Regions from separate parts of the Mus musculus genome. Here region 1 is linked to region 2. A link is a loop called in an ENCODE intact Hi-C map of the cell type or tissue named here. Cell type or tissue: gastrocnemius. All regions are shown on one strand. Links, peaks and the distances in the headings refer to the core of each region. The heading gives the core; the rest is flanking DNA. Region 1 overlaps Man1c1 (mannosidase, alpha, class 1C, member 1). Region 2 holds the start of Man1c1 (mannosidase, alpha, class 1C, member 1).

Region 1 (9,742 bases), core at 1,191-9,190, 100 kb before region 2:
TTATTCATTTATTCATTTATTTATTTATTTATTTGTTTATTTATTTATTTATTTACAGGAGATGGCAATTAATACAGAGAGCCAAGATGTCGATACCCCTCACCCAAGGGTCAGGGATCATTTGGGAAGAGCTGGAAATCCTATAAGAGCCAGACAGAGCAGATGTCCATAGCAAAACAACTTGCCAGACATGACAGGGCCATTGCACACACGAATTCACAGTGGCTGGGGTAGCATGCGTAAGAATTCACAGTGGCTGGGGTAGCATGCGTAAGAATTCACAGTGGCTGGGGTAGCATGCGTAAGAATTCACAGTGGCTGGGGTAGCATGCGTAAGAACTGCACAAGAACAAGCCAGAAAGACTGCAGCATGGCATCACACCCCTAGCTAAGGAGCTACTGGCAACTGATGGCTGCCAGAGGAGGAGAGTCTGTCCTCGGCAGAGATGCTGTCCCCTCAGACTCTAGCCTGAACATCCCGTCCTGTGTTGATGGCACTGTTTATGGACATAAGCTTATGTGACCTTTAGGAGATACACACGGCTTTGCTGGAGGAAGTGCATCACTGGGCTTTGAGGGTTTATAGCATTGGTCAACTTCCTGTTCTCACTCTCAACTTCCTGTCTGTGGCTGAGGAGCAGTCTCTCAGCTTCCTGTTCTGGCCTCTGACTGCCAAGCCTCCTAGGCCATTATGGACTTTTGCCGTGGAACCATAACCTCAAATAAACTCTTCCCTCCATATCTTACATTGGCTTGTATGGTTTTATCACAGCAACAGAAAAGCAGCTCACACACTGCACACGCTCCAGTAGATGTTCCTACCCTCAGGTAAACACAGACAGTGCTAAGTGGACCCGGCAGGTTTTCAAAAAGAGCAGAGGACACTGGGAAGGACAAGACGGGAAGAATTGGAGGCGAAGGGAAGAGGATGGGGTTGAGCAAACACTATAGGCATGTAAGAAATTCTCAAACAGGGGCTGGTGAGATGGCTCAGTGAGTAAGAGCACCCGACTGCTCTTCCGAAGGTCAGGAGTTCAAATCCCAGCAACCACATGGTGACTCACAACCATCCGTAATGAGATCTGACTCCCTCTTCTGGAGTGTCTGAAGACAGCTACAGTGTACTTACATATAATAAATAAATAAATCTTTAAAAAAAAAAGAAATTCTCAAACAATACAAAAAGAGATTAAAGAGCAAAACCGGAACTGGTGTCGTAGACAGCTTGGTTAGTGACGTGGTGGCGAGGCCTGTAACCCCAGCGCTGGGAGAGCAGAGATCGGGTGATCCCTGGAGCCCAGTGGCCGCCAACCTAGCCACCTGGCACATGCACACGTGTACGGTCTCAAGCACAAAGCCAAGAAAGCCCCAAAGGTAGCGTGGCACAAGCTCTTTTATTGCAAAGTGAAGAGTGAACCTCTAGGGTCCAAGCTGGAGGCAGCGGGGCTCAGGGCTTATCTCTGGGTGCTGGGCCGAAGTGCGGTTTATTTCTTCTGGGTTATTTTTATCAATAAGAGATTTATTTATATCAAAAAGGAAACGGGAAGACGGTTTAGACAAAGAAGCCAAACAAATGCTCAACCCAACAGTCCTCACACTCCCTCTTATTCAGGGCAGCGAGTTCACAGAAAACTACCTGCTTGCCCCCACCACCCTGACGCTGGTCCTGAGATCATTTGTCCCCATCATTTGTCCTCACCATCCCCAACTCTCCTCTGATGTGCCAATTTGTAGATGTTCAAGTCCCATATATAAATGGGATTTTTTATTTTTTTGCATAGGACCTAGGCAATTCTCCCATGTGTTCTATTTCATTTCAGATGAGGTATAAGACTCAGTGTCAGATGAGTCCCTAGCACACTGTATTAGGAGCCAGAGAAAAGAAGATCAAGTTCAAGTTCAATACACACTTTCCTCCCAAATATTTTCCATCGGTGGCTGGCTGGACTCACTCAGATGAAACCAAGGGGCACAGCGGACCCAGCATGACCCCCAGAAGAGTGGCTGTTCCCACTGTGCCTCTGCACAAGCTCGGGGGCAGGAGGCACAGGCTCAGCCCTCCTCTGCACAGCCCACTGGGTCTAGTCTGGCCTCGGTGCCCCCTCACCCAGGAATTCTCTGCCCATGTGGCCTTAACTGCTCACTTGTGCTGGCAGTGCCCATGGAGAACCCTGAACTGGATCATGGGAAGGCGTGGTGTGATACAGGCACAGCCTGAAAAAGAACTAGAGAGAAGAAGAGGGAGGGAGGAGTGGGGTAAAGGCAGGGACAGCTGTTACGGGCATATCACAGAAGGGAGGGCTGGCCACAGAGGAAGGGGTGCATCTGGGTGCTTGGACTAGGGCTTAAGCTGGCGTGGAGCTTGTCTGCCCCTCCCACAGCCATGAAGCCAGTCAGGTATTCCTTTCCCGGCCACCTCCCTTCTAAAAGGTGCCAGGGCAGGCAAGGTTCCAGCAAGGCCCCACACTGAAGGACCTGGTGACATGGGGCCCTGTGTTTGAAGGGTCTGGAGGGACTCTGAGGTCCTTCTAGGTCACTCATTCATCTCACAGATGAGGCCCTATCAAGGACTAAGCCAGCCCAGGGGTGATAAGCTTCCACTGCCAGGGTGGCCTCTCAACTCTGAGCAAAGGGACCTACCCGCTCACCCAACCTAGCACTCAGCTCCAGGCCAGGACTGGGAGGAAGCTCAGTCCTTTCCCCCAGGGCACGGCAAGGTCTCTGATTTCAGATTCCTACCCTGGGCCACCTGTTCACCTCAATGGCCTCTGTCTCTTGGAGCTCAACCAGGGCTCCTCATGACCAGCTGTCCGCATGACACCTCCAGACATCTGATGTGGACACCTGAGAAACCGGCTGGGTTTGTTGGTGAGGGCTGCTCTGGCTTGAGGCTCTGGCTTCTTGGCTTGGTTGGTCTCTGCCCCACCCCTCTCCCTGCACCTGGCCGGGCTGGGGTCCAGCAAGGCACTTACTGAGAACCTTTCCCTCAGCCTCAGGGTTACCCCAGAGCCCATGCTAGAAGACGGAGAAGGCCCTATCACCTGCCCAACCTTATGTGCCAGATGGGACGGTTTCCACAGGGAACAGAGTCGCCAGGAGCGAGGCCATGACCTATGTATACCTAAAGATCCCACAGGGCTCACAACAGCAGCCAGACCTTTCCTGGGGCTGCTACTACAGTGGGCTGTGGGTGAGCCTATTCTCCCAGCCCCGTTTCTGAGTTCTTTGTTTTACACAGGATAACCTAGTCAGAGCAGGAGACAATGGAACATGCTAGAAAGAACAGAGACCCAGCAAGCAGAACTGGCTCCAAATCCAGCATGACCCGGCATGACCCAGCAGCACGCCTGCTCCAAGGATCAAAGTTATCTGTGGATGAAGGGGAAGACCCTTGGGTGAAGCATTGAAGAGCCATTCTCTGGTCCCTGAGCATAACCCACCCGCCATACACTCACCTGCCCCTGCTAGATGAACACAGTGTTTGATAAACCAGTTCGCTGCTTTTTGCTCCCTGGGATTCCTTTGTCCATCTTGAAACTGTAGCCTAGCTAGGACGTAGGGAAGGGTTACGAAGTGTGGTCCTTTCTCTGTGGGAGAAGGGATGTTGTCATCTAACTGTTCTGGCCGGTTCATGGAATGAAGCCTTCAGAAACCTCCCATGGGAGATTGTAGGTCCTGCACCACAATACTGCTGGCTTCGTGGGATGGAGGGGGATAACAATGTGGGTGTGTACACAATACCCTGTCATCAGGCCCCTGCACCTGACTGTCCCTGGGCAGCCCCTCCACAATGCTTTTGGTGGTCCCGAGTATCTGCTGTGTGGGCCACCTTGACCCCTGACCTCTAAGCACCAGCTCTCAGCACTGCTTCCGTTTTCATATGTCTTGCCTTCCTAGAACTGGATCCGGTGGTGCGTCTCCCTGAATCCGGGACCCTGGCATGGCTTCCCAGTACCCGGACAATTAAGGCATGATTGCCCTTGCCTTCATGGATTTGTACAAATGATCTCCCTGTATCATGATAGGTTAGTAGCTTGCTTCCCACACAGCCTTCCCTGATTCCACCCGTGAACCTGTTCCCACTCAGGGCATGTGCACAACACTCTCTTGGGCCATTTTCCTTGTATCTTTCTCTCCAATGAATGCTCAAAGGTTAAAGAGGGTTCCTCTGTCTCTCTGTCCCTCTCACATTGAACCTTGCAGTCTTGTTTCCAAGCAGCCTAAAGGCCAGAGCTCTGCGCAAAGGCCCAGTGTCCATTCCCGGGGTCTCCTCATACATGCTCCTCTACCAACCCTTGCTCCCACCACCCTTGTGGCAGCCTGGGTCCACCTCGATGGCCCTCGGCACCTCTCTGACTCCCATAGCCTTGTGTGCATGACATTGCACCTTCTGCTGTGTTCTCTGAGAAACAATCCCTGGTGCCTCTGGCATAAAGACCCCCATTCCTGTTGGTTCACCCCCAAGCATACACACACTAAACAAACAAACAAACAAACAAACAAACAAACAAACAAATGTAATAATGAAGAAGCTGGGTTGGCACGCTTTTACAGTCCCTGTGCTGGGGAGAGCTGGGGTTAGGTTTAGCCTTTATTCTTGCTGGCAGTGGTGGTATACTGCTTTAGTTCTAGCACTCAGGAAGCAGAAGTAGGCTGATGTCTATGAGTTCAAGGCCAGCTTGATTTACACAGTTCCAGGGAAGCCAGAGCTAGAGAGTGAGGCCTTGTCTAAACACCACACACACACACACACACACACACACACACACACACCTCCCTACCCCACCCACAGACATTCTTGTGGAATAATGACAGACAGGAGGCTGCCCGGGACTCAGTGCAGAGTCAGTCTAACCTAATCAATGAACCCCAGGCCAAGGACAGACTAGGTCTCAAAACCCAAGCTGGACAACACCAAAGAGGATCAACACTCAAGACCATTCATCCTCTGGCCTCCACGGGCCTCACCGCACCTCACACAGAGCTGCCTGTTGAGAGGAGTGAGAACTTCTGGCCCCAGCACCTCCTCTCAGGGCCAGGGCCACCTTCACAGAGCTACTTGCCTGGTCTGTGTCCCCACCAGCTCTGCCGTATAATAATGATGTCTTTTATGTGATGTTATATTAACAGAGAGAAATGGGTCAGGCTGGGCAACTCCAGCTCCCGGAAGAACATTTAGAAGGAAAAAAAATGACCCAAGGCCTCGCCTATTACTGCGTCTCCCCGGAGCCACGCACTAATGGCTGTGTTTAATTTAATGATACAATCCGCAGAGACTTCTCTTGATCTGCAGTGAAACAACACGGACATCTTTTCTCGGCTGCCACAGAGAGCAGGGTGGCTGTGTGTGGCAGACTGGAATTTTTACAGATGGGGACCAAAGGCAGTGCTTGCCCGTGACAGTGAGGCTTCCTGGGGTGTGGACGCTCCTTGCTTGGCTTTACCCCAACACCTGGGCAGGACAGGTAATGACTCGGACCCACAGAATAAAGAATGTGAGGATATGTTGGTTTCTAGGCCAGCCTTAAGAAATTGGCAGCTCTCCTGCCTCTGTGAGGGACAGATGCCATATTGTCGGGGAGCCCAAGACAGCCACTAGGACTCCATGTACATTTATCCCGACTGACAGTCCCACCAGAGGTCTGGCCAACAACTGGCATGGATTCCAGACACATGAATGAAAAGCCTCCGCCTCCAACCTACGCAGCTGAGCGCCTGCGCACAAGGTGCAAAGAAGAGCCATCCATGCTGTGCCTTCTGAGAATTCCTGACCTGTCTGATCTGACGGTCTCATCAAATAACCATTGAATTCAGGAGCAACAAAGGCTCCTGGGAAGTTCTGTCACATGAGTTTCTAGGAAGATCCACTAAAGTGGTACCTGCCCCATCCCTACCCCCGCCCACACCACAAAGCATATGGCACACTGTCAAAAAAAAAAAAAAAAAAAAACCACTGTTTTGTAGGAGGAAGCCTTTCAGTTGCACAGAAAGCTTCTGTTTCCTTCCCTAAGTAGCCCAGGCTAGCCTCAAGCAACTGGTCCTCCTGCCTTGGCTTCCTGAGTGCTGGGATTCCAGCGCATACCACCCACACAGTAGCCTTTCTATTCCTACGTGGTCTGGGTTTCTTTTTTTTTTCTTTCTTTCTTGGAATGTTTATGATGCTATTTCCTGGGTCACTCGAATTGCTCTCAGAGGCTGTTTCCAGGCAAAAGCTTCTTGGAGATTCTGGGAGGAAAACCGTTATTAGGAACTATTCCCGGAATCCAGAACTCGCTAGAAGCTGAGAAACACAACACTTGCTTAGTCTGCTCTGCCCACGCCATTGGCCTATTTAAAGGCCCCGTTCCTTCTGTTCTAACTCCTGATGCATTGAGCAAAGATGCAGTCCAGGCCTTGTAGCCTCCGCAGGATACCTCTGTTACCCACTCTGCAAGGGATGCTCTGTCCCAACCACATATTGCCAGCAGAACCCTGGGTTTGCTCAGGGCATCCATTTGCACAGGTCTCTGTGCCTGGCATGCCTTTTGCTAAGGTTCCAGGTGCCGCCCACATCCTAGGAATATAAAGTCCAATGCAACAGTGTTGCAGGTGGGACCTAGGAGATAAGGAGGTCCTGCAGTCTCTGTTTACAGTGTATCTAGCCTCTGTTCAAGAATGCAGTTATCACAGGAGTTGGTTAGTTAGTTATCTCAGCCATGGGTCCTGGTCAGTGGATGAATCTGGCCCCCTCCCTCTCTGTTGCTCTTCTGCTATGGGATGACAGTAGGAGACGCCAGTTGCATGATGCTCCCAGATCCTGGCTCCGTTTTGACACCCCAGGAAATGAATGCCGGTGGAGTGTGAAACCTGATAAACACCCATGACCAGCAAGACCTCATCAGAACTGCCTCCCCCCCAACCCCCCTCTCCCGTGCTCACTTCCTGCCAGGCACTGCAGTGCCACACACTGCTCTCTGAAGCCTCGTGACAGCTCTCAAATTGTCTCAATCTCACAGATGAGGATCAAGGCTTGTCGGATTAAGTCACTTATTCAAGATTCATCCATCCATTCAGCCCCACTCTGCTCTCAGGGTGCTGGGGCCTGGCACAGGAGTTCCATGGGAAGAAAGGTGCCACGACCCATGCCTAAGCTCCTGTACGAGTGTTGGGTGACTCCTGGGTGAATGTGAACACACACTCCCTGAGCCCAGGCAGGGTCCCGGTGACACACCGAAGAAACACACTCACTATGGCTTGGTGAATCAGAGGCGAATGGGGCTTTCTTACTAGAGTGGTGGCCCTAAAATAGCTGTGTCATATAGAAGTTCCACCCCAGCACAGGTGGCAACCTCCTAAAATCTGCAGAGTTCCCTCTTCAACCAACACCCCTTTCTACTAACAGTGTCTTCTGAGACCTCATGTATAGGATTACGGGCAGCCAGAGGGCAGGGGCAGAGGTCTACAGCACAGGGGAGGAGGGTAGCTGAATGGGGCTGCGTTGGAGGGTGGTGCGCTTTGGTTAGGAAGTGCTGTGTCCATTTGATAAGAGCTTAAGGAGTACGGAGGGGAGAGGGCAAGGTGTGGCAGGAAGCAAGCACGCTCTGCATACACCGGAGGATGGGAAATCCTAGCAAGTTTGTGATGGTTCAAGTTCTCCGTGCAAGTAGAAGGCATGGAGAAAGAGGGAAAGCAGCAGCTGGAGAGGGGGTCACACCCAGGCTGCACAGGGCCATGGGGGCTATGGGAAGGGGATCTAGCTAGCTTAGGACCAGATGTGATGGACTGCTGTATAAAGAGTGGTCTGGAGTGGACCCAGAAGAGACCTTCAGCAGAGCTATGATATGAGTCTGGGGTGTGCCCAATAGTCACTCAGGGTTGTGTAAGTGTGTGCGTGTGCGTGTGCGTGTGTGTGTGTGTGTGTGTGTGTGTGCATGTGTGTGTTGGCAGGAATAACTTAAGCTTTAAGGCCTCTCACCCTCCTGCAGATCGGCATAGTTAGCAAGCTGTATCTCTATCCTGCTAGGAGAGCCTCAATCTGCCTGTAACGGGAGGGTCTCCTCATCCCAGTGCAGTTACAGACCCTGTCTGGCATACACTATGGCCACACAGGGCTATGTATTGATTACTATGCATTCCCTCTTACTCCATGGGCCAGAGCCAAGCAGCACAGATGTGTGGATCTGATAACCAGATGAATACTCATTAGACTGCAATCAGAGGGGCCCCATTTACCCCCAAGATACACACGGAGATGGCAGAAGTAGCCAGGGAGGTGGAGAGACTGGTACAGAGCTGAGTCCCTGGGGGCAGTCCTTCCAGCAACAGAGAATGGGTAGAACTCTGGAGACACCAAGGAAACTTGACTCTAGTGTTCATGTGCTGCCTCAGTTTCACTATCTGTATAAAAGGAACAATGGTACCTCTACCTGTTAAGCTGCCCTGGGGGCTAGAGAGCCCACAGAACTCGGGCTACAGCATCTGGGCTGCACTGCCATTCCTGGCTGTGGTGCTGGGGACAGAACCCAGGCCCTCACACACACTGGCAAATACTCTACCCCTAAGGGGTACCCCTGAGCCTTGACAGCACACACACACGCTTTCTGACAACTTGGCAAAGAGACTGTGGTTACAGATGAGAGACAGTGGCTTAGAGTCAGCTAAAAGTCTTAGAGTAGGGGTTGGGAGCCAGGGTTTGCCCCAGAGGACCTCCGCATCACCACTGTGCAGAGGTCCCTAGTGCAGGCGGTCAAGGATGCTTCTCTGCAGCCTGGTGTTAAGTCCTACCTGGGGCCTCAGTGCCATTCCTTGTCAGGCATTGTCTGTGTGTGAGGAACTTATCTCTCCCTGGAGGCCTGGGGACTCTCATCCCAGTACAGGGCCAGCCGGCATGTTTTGTTTGTTTTTTTTTCCTGCATGAATACCATGTAGCTGCCTTCAGGTCTGATGCCCATCCCCACCCCCGCCCCGCCCCCACACCGTTCTGGGTCCCATTATCTGCTCCAGATGCGCTCCTAGGAGGCCAAACTTCCCTGACACATGGGATCCAGGAAGGCAGAGGTCTTGCCCTGTTATTATCTCCAGAACCATCAAAGACCCAAGAGGATGCTGGCTGTGCAGCAGGGTCTGAGTCATGAGTGAACCAGCTGAGAGGACTGAGGAGCAAGCATGGTCAGCATCGAGAGATGAGGGTGGGGACACCCAGCCAACAGCCCTGGGGTTTGTCTTTCTTGGTTCCCAGAGCATTCATTCAAGATTCTGACAGAAGCCAATTGCACTCTCCCCTTCTCCCTCTCTGTTTCCCTGACTCTGAGACAGTGTCACTATGTACCCCAGGCTGGCCTCGAACCCAGAGATAGACTTGCCTCTGACTCCCAATGTAGGCCACCAGGTCCAACAACTTCCTTACTACAGAGACTCTTGAGCACACGCAGCACCCACCACTAGACTCTTGCTAAGGGACAGGCCTGGGATGCTGACCCATGCATCCAGACTGACTCTTGCTAAGGGACAGGCCTGGGATGCTGACCCATGCATGATGAGGAGGGGGCGGCCAGGTCACTAAACATCCCTGGTCACCCGATTCACGCTATGAAACGGGACTCTGGCTCATTACTGAAGCAAACGGTCATCTTAGGTGGCATATAGGTATCACCCACAGCTAACCTGAGCTCATGCTGGTGTCCGAATGGCTTTCTGAGGACAAAAGGATGGGAGCCTGGGCAACTCACTGCATCACAGTGCACATAGATTGAGAGGCAGGGTA
Region 2 (9,742 bases), core at 543-8,542:
AGTTACTCTGAATACCTCAGGGAATCTATATTCTCACCCCACCCCCTGCTAACTTGACTGTGAAATAAACAGCTGATTTCTTTACAGGCATCCTCTTATTTGTTTCTTATCTAACACTAAGGACAACTTAAGGATGCCAGACCCAGGAAGTAATCACCTCTCTAATGTCCAGTCCCCCAAAAGGCTGGCAACCCAGAGAGAAAGTTGAGAGCCAGCGATCTGCAGGGGTTAGCGGTGGCTGACGGGTGAGGAAGGACTGGAAGGGTGTGGCTGTGCTCAGGACGCAAGTCTCCTGAGGGATGTGTCCAGTGATTACAGCCTGTCCCCATCTACATGAATGAACTACACAGCTAGGCAGGTAGGAAACGGAGGAGCAGGAAGACTGAAAGGATCTTCAGTGGTCTGCAAGCCAGCTCTTCCCAGGCAGAGCTGTTTCGATCCGCACCATTCCTAATATTAATTATCCTGGGCATCTCCCAGGCTCCAATACTCACATGCTACAAAGAACACAGAGCCTTTTAATTTTCCTACCTGTCCCCGGTACCAGGGATGATAAATCAAAGATACCGAGAAACTACACATGACTAATGAACCAGCCTACTAATGAGAAGCAAAGATCACTCGACAAGATGACACCATCGCCTGTCACAGTCAGCAGTATCCTGGAGGCCTGAGGTGGCAGGCCTCAAGGGTAGAGCCATGGACACGTCCTGCCAAGCCAAAGGCACTTTGGGATAATTAAAGGGATCCTTCAGGTGCCTGCTATCCAGGCAGGAAAGAGTTCCCTCAAGGAGCTCCACCCCTTCAAATTAGCCTTGGGAAATTACTGATACGTCTAGCCAATCTCTTGGGTAGAGCTGTTCAGTCCTTAAACATGACTGGAGACACCCTCCCACCCCCCACTGTGGAAATCCCAGGTGCTCTTGGGGCAAAGATCCAGCCTCAACTATCAGCAACCTTAACTGTTCATTTGCAGATATTTTTGTGTGTTCATACACATGTGGTGCACGTTAGGAGGAGGGCACACATGCACATGTATGTGTGCGTATGGAGACCAGAGGTCAACCTCAGGTGGTCTGTGCTACCCATCTTACTTTTGCTTTTCTTCTAAGAACAGCAATTCTTGGGGACTGAAGAGATGGCTCCGTGGTTAAGAGCACTGGATCTTGCTCTTCCAGAGGTCCTGAGTTCAATTCCCAGCAACCACCTAGAGGCTCACAACCATTTGTAATGGGGTCTGATGCCCTCTTCTGGCATGTACCACATATACACAAAGAACACTTCATAAATAAATAAAAATAAAAAACAAACAGCAGGGGCTAGAGAGATGGTTCAACCGTTAAGAGCACTGACTGCTCTTCCAGAGGTCCTGAGTTCAATTCCCATCAACCACATGGTGGCTCACAACCATCTGTAATGGGATCTGATGCCCTCTTCTGGTGTGTCTGAAAACAGGTAAACATAAAATAAATAAATAATTCTTTTTTAAAAAACCAGCAGCTTCTTTTGCCTATGGGGACAGGTGCGAGGCACGTGCCTCAGCACCCCGGTTTCTCAGCAGAGGTCAGGGATAACTTTTAGAAACAGTTCTCTCCTTCCACCATGTGAGTCTCAGGGATCAAAATCAGGGCATCTGCTTAGCAACAGCTCACTTAACCTGTTTTTTTTTGTTTGTTTGTTTTTTTTGGTTTTTCGAGACAGGGTTTCTCTGTATAGCCCTGGCTGTCCTGGAACTCACTTTGTAGACCAGGCTGGCCTTGAACTCACAGAGTTCTAGCTACCTCTGCCTCCCGAGTGCTGGGATTAAAGGTGTGCGCCACCACACCCGCCTTTTTTTCTATTTTTTAAAGATGGGTCTCTTAGCCAGGCAGTGGTGGCACATGCCTTTAATCCCAGCACTCGGTAGCCATAGGCAGGCTCATCTCTATGAGTTCGAGGCCAGCCTGGTCTATAGGGTGAGTTCCAGGACAGCCAGGGCTACACACAGACACCCTGACAAGAAAAACCAATGGGTCTCTTTATTGCCCAGTAGACCAGGCTGACTGGACAGTAAATCCTAAAGATCCATCTGTCTCCACCTCTCCGTGACCAAGATAAGGACATGTCACCAAGCTCTGCCTCCTCACATGGCTTCTAAGGCTCAAACTCAGGTCCTCAAGCACCTCTCCAACTGACAGATCTCCCCCCGCCCAGTGTACAGATCTTTCATAAAGCTGGATCAATATTCAAGTATCTGGGCCAACTAAATGTCACACCAGATCCTAGGTATAGGGCAGATCCATAAACACAGTGGTAAACATGGGCGTGGGGGCATGGGGAAGAGAAGAGTGCCCCTGAGTCCTGGTCATTGCCTTTACCATATCAAGACCAAGACCCAGACCAAGGTCGGAGTAGAACCCAGGATGGAATCTTTGCAAGACTGCTGTGAGGTGGCACACGAGAGTCCTGGGCTAACCGGTCAAGGACGCAGAAATTCAATCCAAGTTCTTCTCTGCCTAGACAAGCACTTTGGGAAGAGGAACCAGAAGAGATGAGCCTTCCTGGAACTGTTTTCAAAAGTAACTAATAAGCTAGGGGGATACCCAACACCAGTGCCCAGTACCATGGCTCCGTACTGCCCACTGCCTCTGACAAAAGCCCCCTTCGTTGGGAGCTACCCATGGGGGTATTTCAGATCAGCAACCTACCATCACGAGAACAAAACTGTACATTATTTCCCTGCGATGTGACGCTAACAGGCTGCCCATTCCCAACTCTTGTTGGGAGAAGCCTGAATTTGAATCCACAGTCCATTCATTCATCAATGGACAATGACTCCCATTCCCTATCAAACATGTCCCAGGACAGCTATGAATGCATCCCAACACCTGTGTAGGTGACATCATGCCACAATGTCAGAAAGCATCCCCTGTGGGTTTGTATGGCCCTCAGAGCTGTGTTATGCATTCTAGCCATCTTTGCCCTTCTTGAGCCCAAGCTGCAAGCCATTCAACCCCATCTCCCCCAAGTTCAACCTGAGTGCTGGGAATAACTAGATTAATGGACATTTAGATAGCTATTCATGGGTACAAGCCAGGGACACAACATCACCACCATCAAAACCATCACCACATGATTCCACTAGACCACAATGGGACCAAGAGGTACAAGAAAGGAGGAAGTACAATGCTGAGACCTCCCTCGCTGGCTTAGACGTCTACAGAGGGGCCAAAGCTAGACCCTCATCCACCAACAACCTATCACCTCTTCTTCATCCAGTCCTGCAGGAAGGGGTGTGGCTTACCCAAAGACAGACAGTTAACATCTGAGCTAAGACGCCAACAGGGGTTCTCTCGATCCCTCCCCCCATCTCCGACACCTACGGTTTCAAACCCAGGATAAGGAGGTGATTAAGTAGGCCCTGACACGTGTCTAACCAGAAGCTGTGACCTCGACCCATCTTATCAGCAGCCATATCCATCTCTCACATCAGAATGTTCACAAAGACATTTACTTGCTCCTGAGCCTGAGTGTCTGTCCGGTTTCCATCCACTCTCATCCGTCACTCTCTCTGATTCTGTCCTAATGCTTACTTCCACTCTCAAAAACCTCGTCGTATAAGAACAGATCTCTTTTTATCTGATGCTAGCTCTCCTCTTCTCCTTGGGTCTAATCAATCTGTGTCTGGAGATAAACAAACCAGAGACAAATGCCACAGTCCCTTTTCGGAAAACAGGTACCTCTAAAATGACCCACCCCTAGGCGGGACACAGAGAGAAACCGAAGGAGACCCGTGGATAGACACCTCCAGCGAGATGCCCTCCTCTGATGGGACAACAAAGACAGTCATTGTGTCTTACCTTCTAAGCCACCACTTTCAGGATAGGGACATAGGGCAGGGTTCAAAGTCAAGGAGCCTGAGAAGACCACAGATCCCCAAACATAACTGTGAATACAGCCCCAAGCCCACCTCTCTGAGGAGCTTGAAGTCTGCAGACAGAGCAAGGAGGCTATAGAACAGCAGGTGCAAGGAACCACAAGCCTGCCTCTAGCTACAACCAGAGGTGTAAGGCAATGATGACCGCATCACACATCCAGATACCTAGCACCATGGGGCCCTCCTCCCACTCATGCCCACCTACACAGCCTACAGTGCTCACACCTCCTACCAGCCCCTACCACGCCCACCTGCACAGCCTACAGTGCTCACACCTTTCTACCAGCCCCAGCCATTGCAGCAAGTAGGGAGCACCAGACTCTGCTAGTCACAAAGGCTGTCTCTGCATGGGCAGGACCAAGATCCCCTCCAAGAGCCAGCCTACCATGTCCCCCATCCCCCATGCTCCACCACCACCACCACCCCCCACCCCCCAGCCATGCCCTACCAGGGAGGCTCTCAGAAGGCTCTAGCCCAGAAGTGGCTCCTTCTACCTCTCCCACTCTGGAGAATTCCCAATGCTTTTGGAGATCTTTTTGACAATTTCTTGGCAGCTCTAGGCATCCCATGAGAGACGGCATGCACGAGGTGTATGTGTGATTTCACTGGGGGCTGTGGCCCACCATGGAGGTTTGGAAGAGTGGGAAAGAAGGACTGTGCTAAGAGACAGTTTCAGGAAAAGGAGAGGCAGGTGGCCCGGGTGAATGGAAGAGAAGAAGCCCCATAACAGAAAGGGCAGAGAGGATGGCTCTCGAGTAACTGTTATAAATTCTAGTCTTTGATGATTAACCTTTGAGAGTTGAGTGAAAATTGTGGACTTGAAGTTGCTCACGTGCACACACACAAGCACTCACACACCAAGGACTTCGCTCATGTGTGGTTCCCCCGTGACCTGTGATTGCTCATACAGAATCTCAAACAGGGCTCAGCACAGCACCTTAGGGTACCAGCAGCCATAAATGGTGATCCTGGGAGGAAGGACAGCTCCCACAGAGGAAGAGGGTAGCCAAGTCCTCCAATGGCTCTGGAACATCTTGGCAGCAGAGACCCTAAAGGTGCTGCCTGCTCTCTCTAGAAATGGAAACAGCCCTGCTGACTTCCTACAGTAAACCTAGGAGGTCCAGACTGGAGCAATGCTCTCCTTCTGGGTCCCCAGGAACAGGAAAAGCATTTTCTTCTTTCCAGGGAAGAGACCCTGGCCCAGTGCTTGCTCACAGCCCCCTTGTGGCCTGGGGGTGTCACTGCAGCTCCCGCTGCTATGTTGGCCACGCAGTTCTCACAGACCACACTTAGCTGGGGTGGGGCAGAACACTCAGGTACCAGTGGCCTCTTGGCAAATTGTCGGCAAGCCAGTTCCAAGCCGTGTTTGTTTTTGATGTCTTAAAACTAAGACTGTGACTCAAGTCTAGTGATCCCTCTAAATCCCTCTGCGGCCCACTCCTTACGGGGAACCAGTCCAAGACCCGCCTCATTAAGCCAATAACCTCGGAGCTTCTGTAACATTCCCACTGCTTTATTGATCACTCCTTCGTCTTTCACATGCAATTATGTACAATTGTGGCAACGCTCGATAGAAGCAGTTAGCAGGAATGCTCGAGATCTCTGGTCTGCAAGAGGCCGAGAGATTACAAAACAGGACCCCAAATACCTCACATGTCTTGGGTTTTCCAGAGCCTGCTGGAGCTTAGGAGAAGTCAAGACTTAAAAGGCACACAGGGAGGGAGAGGGTTTCTAGTGGCTCCCTCCTGTACAAACGAAAACTAAGGACCTAAAATCCACTCCTACTAGCAACCCATCAGGGAAAGCCTGGAGCCCACCAGGGCTAGGAACTTAAAGGGGACGGGGGTGGTGGGGGGGGGGGGAATCCACCTGGAGGTTGGTAGGAGCCATGAACTAACCTAGTTATCCTAAAGTAGGCACCAAGCAAAGAGAGTAACTTCGGATTGAGGGGCGGTGCTGCGGCCTGCCTGAAGGGTCTTGGGCAGACCAGGAGCCAGGAGAGGCCAAGAAGGTGGGGAATCGCTTGCAGCTAGAAGTCTTGGCGGGAGGTGTGTGTTGGGGGGGGGGGTGCTTACCTCTTTGATTTTCTCTCGCTGAGCTCGCACCAGACTCTGGGACTCCTTACTCTCATCAGTCCTTGTCCCCAAGACCGGGTGTCGAAGGCGGCTGCGGAAACCATTGTAGTCGAAAGTGAACCGGACGCTCTCTTCCTGCGGCCTGAGGGCTGCAACCCTGTTGCCTTCCTCCCGGGGCCCGGTGGGGCGGGTTCGCCGCAGCCACCCTTTCCTACGGAGAACACCGACCAGGCGGCTGGGATCGTCCTCACCCGGGGCCGGAGCCGCAGGGGCAGGGTTGGGAGGCGGCTCCTGCTCTGACACCGAGTGGTGACCGGCGATTTCGGCCATCACCTCCAGGCCGGGCTGTTGGGTCCGCGAGGCCGAGAAGAGGCGCTTGAGGCGAGAGGAATGGGGCAGAAGGAACAGGGCGCCAAAGCACAGGGTGACGAGGCCCGAGAGGAAGAGCAGGAAAAGGAACTTCTGCGGCAGCCGCAGCCCCCACGGCGAGGCCGGGACGAAACCCGGCACTTTCCTCACCAGCATCGCGGCGCGGCCAGCAGGAGGGGGCTGTCAGCTCCGCCCGGGGCCCCGGGAGTCCTCAGAGTCCTCAAGGGTGGGGAGCAAGAGTGAAGTGGCTGGGGTCCCCGAGCAAGGCTGCGCACCTCGAGGCCGCCGCTTCGGGACCCGCCCGAAGTTCAGGGAGTTTGGAGCGAGTCCTCCCGCGCGGGGGCGGGGGCGCGGCGGCCTCGGCGGGGCCCGGGCGAGGGGGGCTGCTCGGCTGGAGCCCGGGCCCGCCGTGCGCCGCAGCCTGCCCTCCGCCTGATCCACGGAGCCCGCGCCCTCCCGCGCCTTCCCGCGCCGGAGTGGTCACATGCCGTCCGCGACGCCCTCGCGGAGGGTGCGCAGGACGCAGGCCCCGACCCGCCGGCACCCGAAGTTTCAGCCTCTGGAGCAGTTTGCAAAGGGAACCCCCGGGGCTTGCAGGGCGAGCGCAGCTCCTAGAGCGCGAGCCCAGCCGGTGGTGACGGCGCAGGGCCCGGCGGTCGGGACACGTCCACAACTTTGCTCCGCCGCGCGCGGTTGCCGCTCCCGAGGCTGCGCGGGACCCAGGGGCTTCAGATGCTCGCGCGGGGAGAGGGATACCCGGGAAGCGCGTGCGAAGCCTGCAGCTGGCCTCTGTCAGCCCTGGGCCTGCCGCTGAGCCAGGAAGCCTTGGCTCCGGCGCCGCAACTCGGGAGGGCGCGGGTCTCCTGCTGCGATCACCTGTTCCCGGCCCCGCGGCTCCGCTAGCCGCGCAGGCTCACCCGCCGCAGCTCCAGACGGGCCGCCGCTGCTCCGGCTCTCACTGCGACAGCGCCGCTGCCCCGCCCCCCGCCAGCCACGCCCTCAGGCCACGCCTACAGCGCGCCTCGCGCCCCTCCTCTCCGCCCGCCGCGGCACCGCAGTTCGGCCAATGGGGAACCTAGCCGGGAAAGATGGGCGGGTCACAGTCTGGGCCACGCCCCCCGCTCCAAATGCTGGCGCTGCGCTCCCCCATCCTGCTAGCTCCAATGGTCCAGCTGCGCGCTGTGGAGAGGGCGGGGTGCAGAGCGGAGAGAGGTCATTGGCTGCTTCCGAGGGATCCCCGATGGGCCACAATCACCCATTGGTTTCTGCCCAGCGTTCGCTGGACTCCGAAAGACCGAGACGCCCCCTCCACCGCCCACCTCCGCCTAGCGCCGCTCTGTGTTTCGGTCTCCCCCCGGAAGGGCCAGGAGACCAGGTTGTTCTGTAAGGCGCTGCCCATCGTTGGGCGACCCTGTCACTTCTCAGCACCAGCCGGGGATTGCCAGGTTGCTGGTAGCCAGGGATGCCCAGAGCTCAGACCAGCCGCGGTAGTACAGCTGCTTCGCTCTGGGGGGGATGGGGATGGCTGGACCAAACCCGAGAGCTGTGGCTGTGGTTATGTCTGGCTGAATCAGTATTTCCAGGGTTCCTCGCAAACCGCCACCAAAAATGTGGCCAAGGCCCTTGGGTGGGGTTGGCGAGGGATGCTAACATGAGAAGCAAGAAGAGAGAGGGACAGACAGAGAGAGAGGCGGGGACCTGGACATATGCACGGGTCATACATAGGATATGCATGTATGTGAACATTTGCATTTTTATGCATACAGAGGCTACCTTGTGGGTGTGTGCTTACATGCAAATATACACTTAATTTCAGCACGGACACCCTAGCAATTATGCCAAAGTGTATCTAGACAGGTCTATATAAGCAAAACATTGACGTGCACAGGCATACCCAAGCCACCTCCACAAGCCCACACATACACCGGCATGTGTTATCAGACACCGTGTGCCCCTGCCCCAAGACACATGCATCCGTGGACTTTAGTCCTTCCCTTGCTGTTAAACCTCACACCGGGGGCCAAAATAACACTGCTGTGTGGGTCTCTCATGCAAAACTCTTTATAGAGACAACAGCATAGGGAGAGACAAATTAAGAGGTATAATAGGCAAGGGGGAAAATATCTGCTTTCAGCTGCAATTTGAAAGACAGAAAATACTGCAGGGACGCCTTTCCCGGAGAGGAGGCAGCCCAGGCAGGCTCTCACCTCATAAATCTTTCTTCTTCCCTGAGGCTTTCTGCAAATGGGCTACTGAGGCTTGCTTCTAACCCTGGCCAAACCATTGCCAGCACGCCCACTCCTGACATTTAAATACCCCTGGCATATAAATTTCTCTCTGCTGAAAATAAAAGATAAAAGACTACTGTCGCTAACAGGTGCAAATATTTTGGTCACCGGAGATGAATAATTTCTCCCAATACACCTAGCTTATATGTAAATTTCTACTTCAAATGTTTCAGTCTCTTATGAGTTTGGCTGGCAGGAGTCAGTTCCCTGGAGTTAGCTCGTGCATGAGATAAGCATGTGTGTGCTCCTTAATGCAGTAGCCCAGAGGCCTAGCCTGGTCTCCTGCACGTCTCCCTTGTCCAAGCTTCTCAGTGGATCCTACAGGAGAGTCCTGGCATATACTTGGGGAAGGAGGTAGGGACCTAGCCTTTAATGTCAGCTTGTCTGCACTGAGGGGGTTGGGGGGCACGGAGACAGAGACGGAGTGTGTGAGTGAGTGTGTGTGTGTGTGTGTGTGTGTGTGTGTATGTGTGAATGTGTATGAGTGTGTGTGTTTGAGTGTGTGTGTTTAAGTATGTGTGTGTATGAGTGTGAGTGTTTGAGTATGTGTGAATGTGTATGTGTGAGTGAGTATGTGTGTGTGTGTGTGTGTGTGTGTTTGAGTATGTGTAAACGTGTGTGAGTGTGGATGTGTGTGTTTGAGTATGTGTGAATGTGTGTGAGTGTGGATGTGTGTGAGTGTTTGAGTATATGTGAATGTGTGAATGTGTGAATGTGTGTGTGTGTGTGTGTGTGTGTGTGTGTGTGTGTGTGTGTGTGTTGGGCAGGGAGGGAGGGGTCATTGGAGGAGATAGAAACAAGAAGTCGGGCTGGAGAGATGGCTCAGCAGTTAAGAGCACTGACTGCTCTTCCAGAGCTCCTGAGTTCAATTCCCAGCAACCACATGGTGGCTCACAACCATCTGTAATGGGATCCAAAGCCCTCTTCTGGTGTGTCTTTACACAGCTACAGTGTATTCATATAAATAAAATAAATGAATCTTAAGAAAAGAAAAAAAGAGAAGAGAAGAGAAAAGAAAAGAAAAGAAAAGAAAAGAAAAGAAAAGAAAAGAAAAGAAAAGAAAAGAAAAGGAGACATCTGAGCAGGGTGCTCAT

The links. Hi-C counts contacts between places; a loop is a spot of excess contacts. Peaks named below come from ENCODE experiments on the same cell type or tissue, not always from the same donor. Only the 100,000 strongest peaks of a DNase experiment are listed, where the experiment ranks them.
Region 1: it touches region 2 in a loop (2.2-fold over the local background); 3 of 42 quality-filtered maps call a loop at or near these places.

What each region holds. Positions count from the first base shown.
Region 1 is chr4:134,594,655-134,604,396 of GRCm38, forward strand. The region is part of intron 2 of Man1c1 (mannosidase, alpha, class 1C, member 1); the gene reads right to left. Gm42326 (a long non-coding RNA gene) reads left to right here. Exons shown (of 3, transcript XR_881492.3): 3 at 59-740. Among named protein-coding and RNA genes, the nearest start is that of Gm42326, 7.3 kb to the left of the region's middle. In gastrocnemius, for the core only: no CTCF peak of the experiment used is centred there; DNase peaks (open chromatin) are centred at 2,832 and 5,647; H3K27ac peaks cover 5,171 bases.
Region 2 is chr4:134,696,954-134,706,695 of GRCm38, forward strand. It overlaps Man1c1 (mannosidase, alpha, class 1C, member 1), which reads right to left and starts at 7,337. Exons shown (of 12, transcript NM_207237.3): 1 at 5,992-7,337. The coding sequence starts at 6,516. In gastrocnemius, for the core only: no CTCF peak of the experiment used is centred there; DNase peaks (open chromatin) are centred at 5,153, 5,938, 6,239, 6,604 and 1 more place; H3K4me3 peaks cover 3,706 bases; H3K27ac peaks cover 2,878 bases.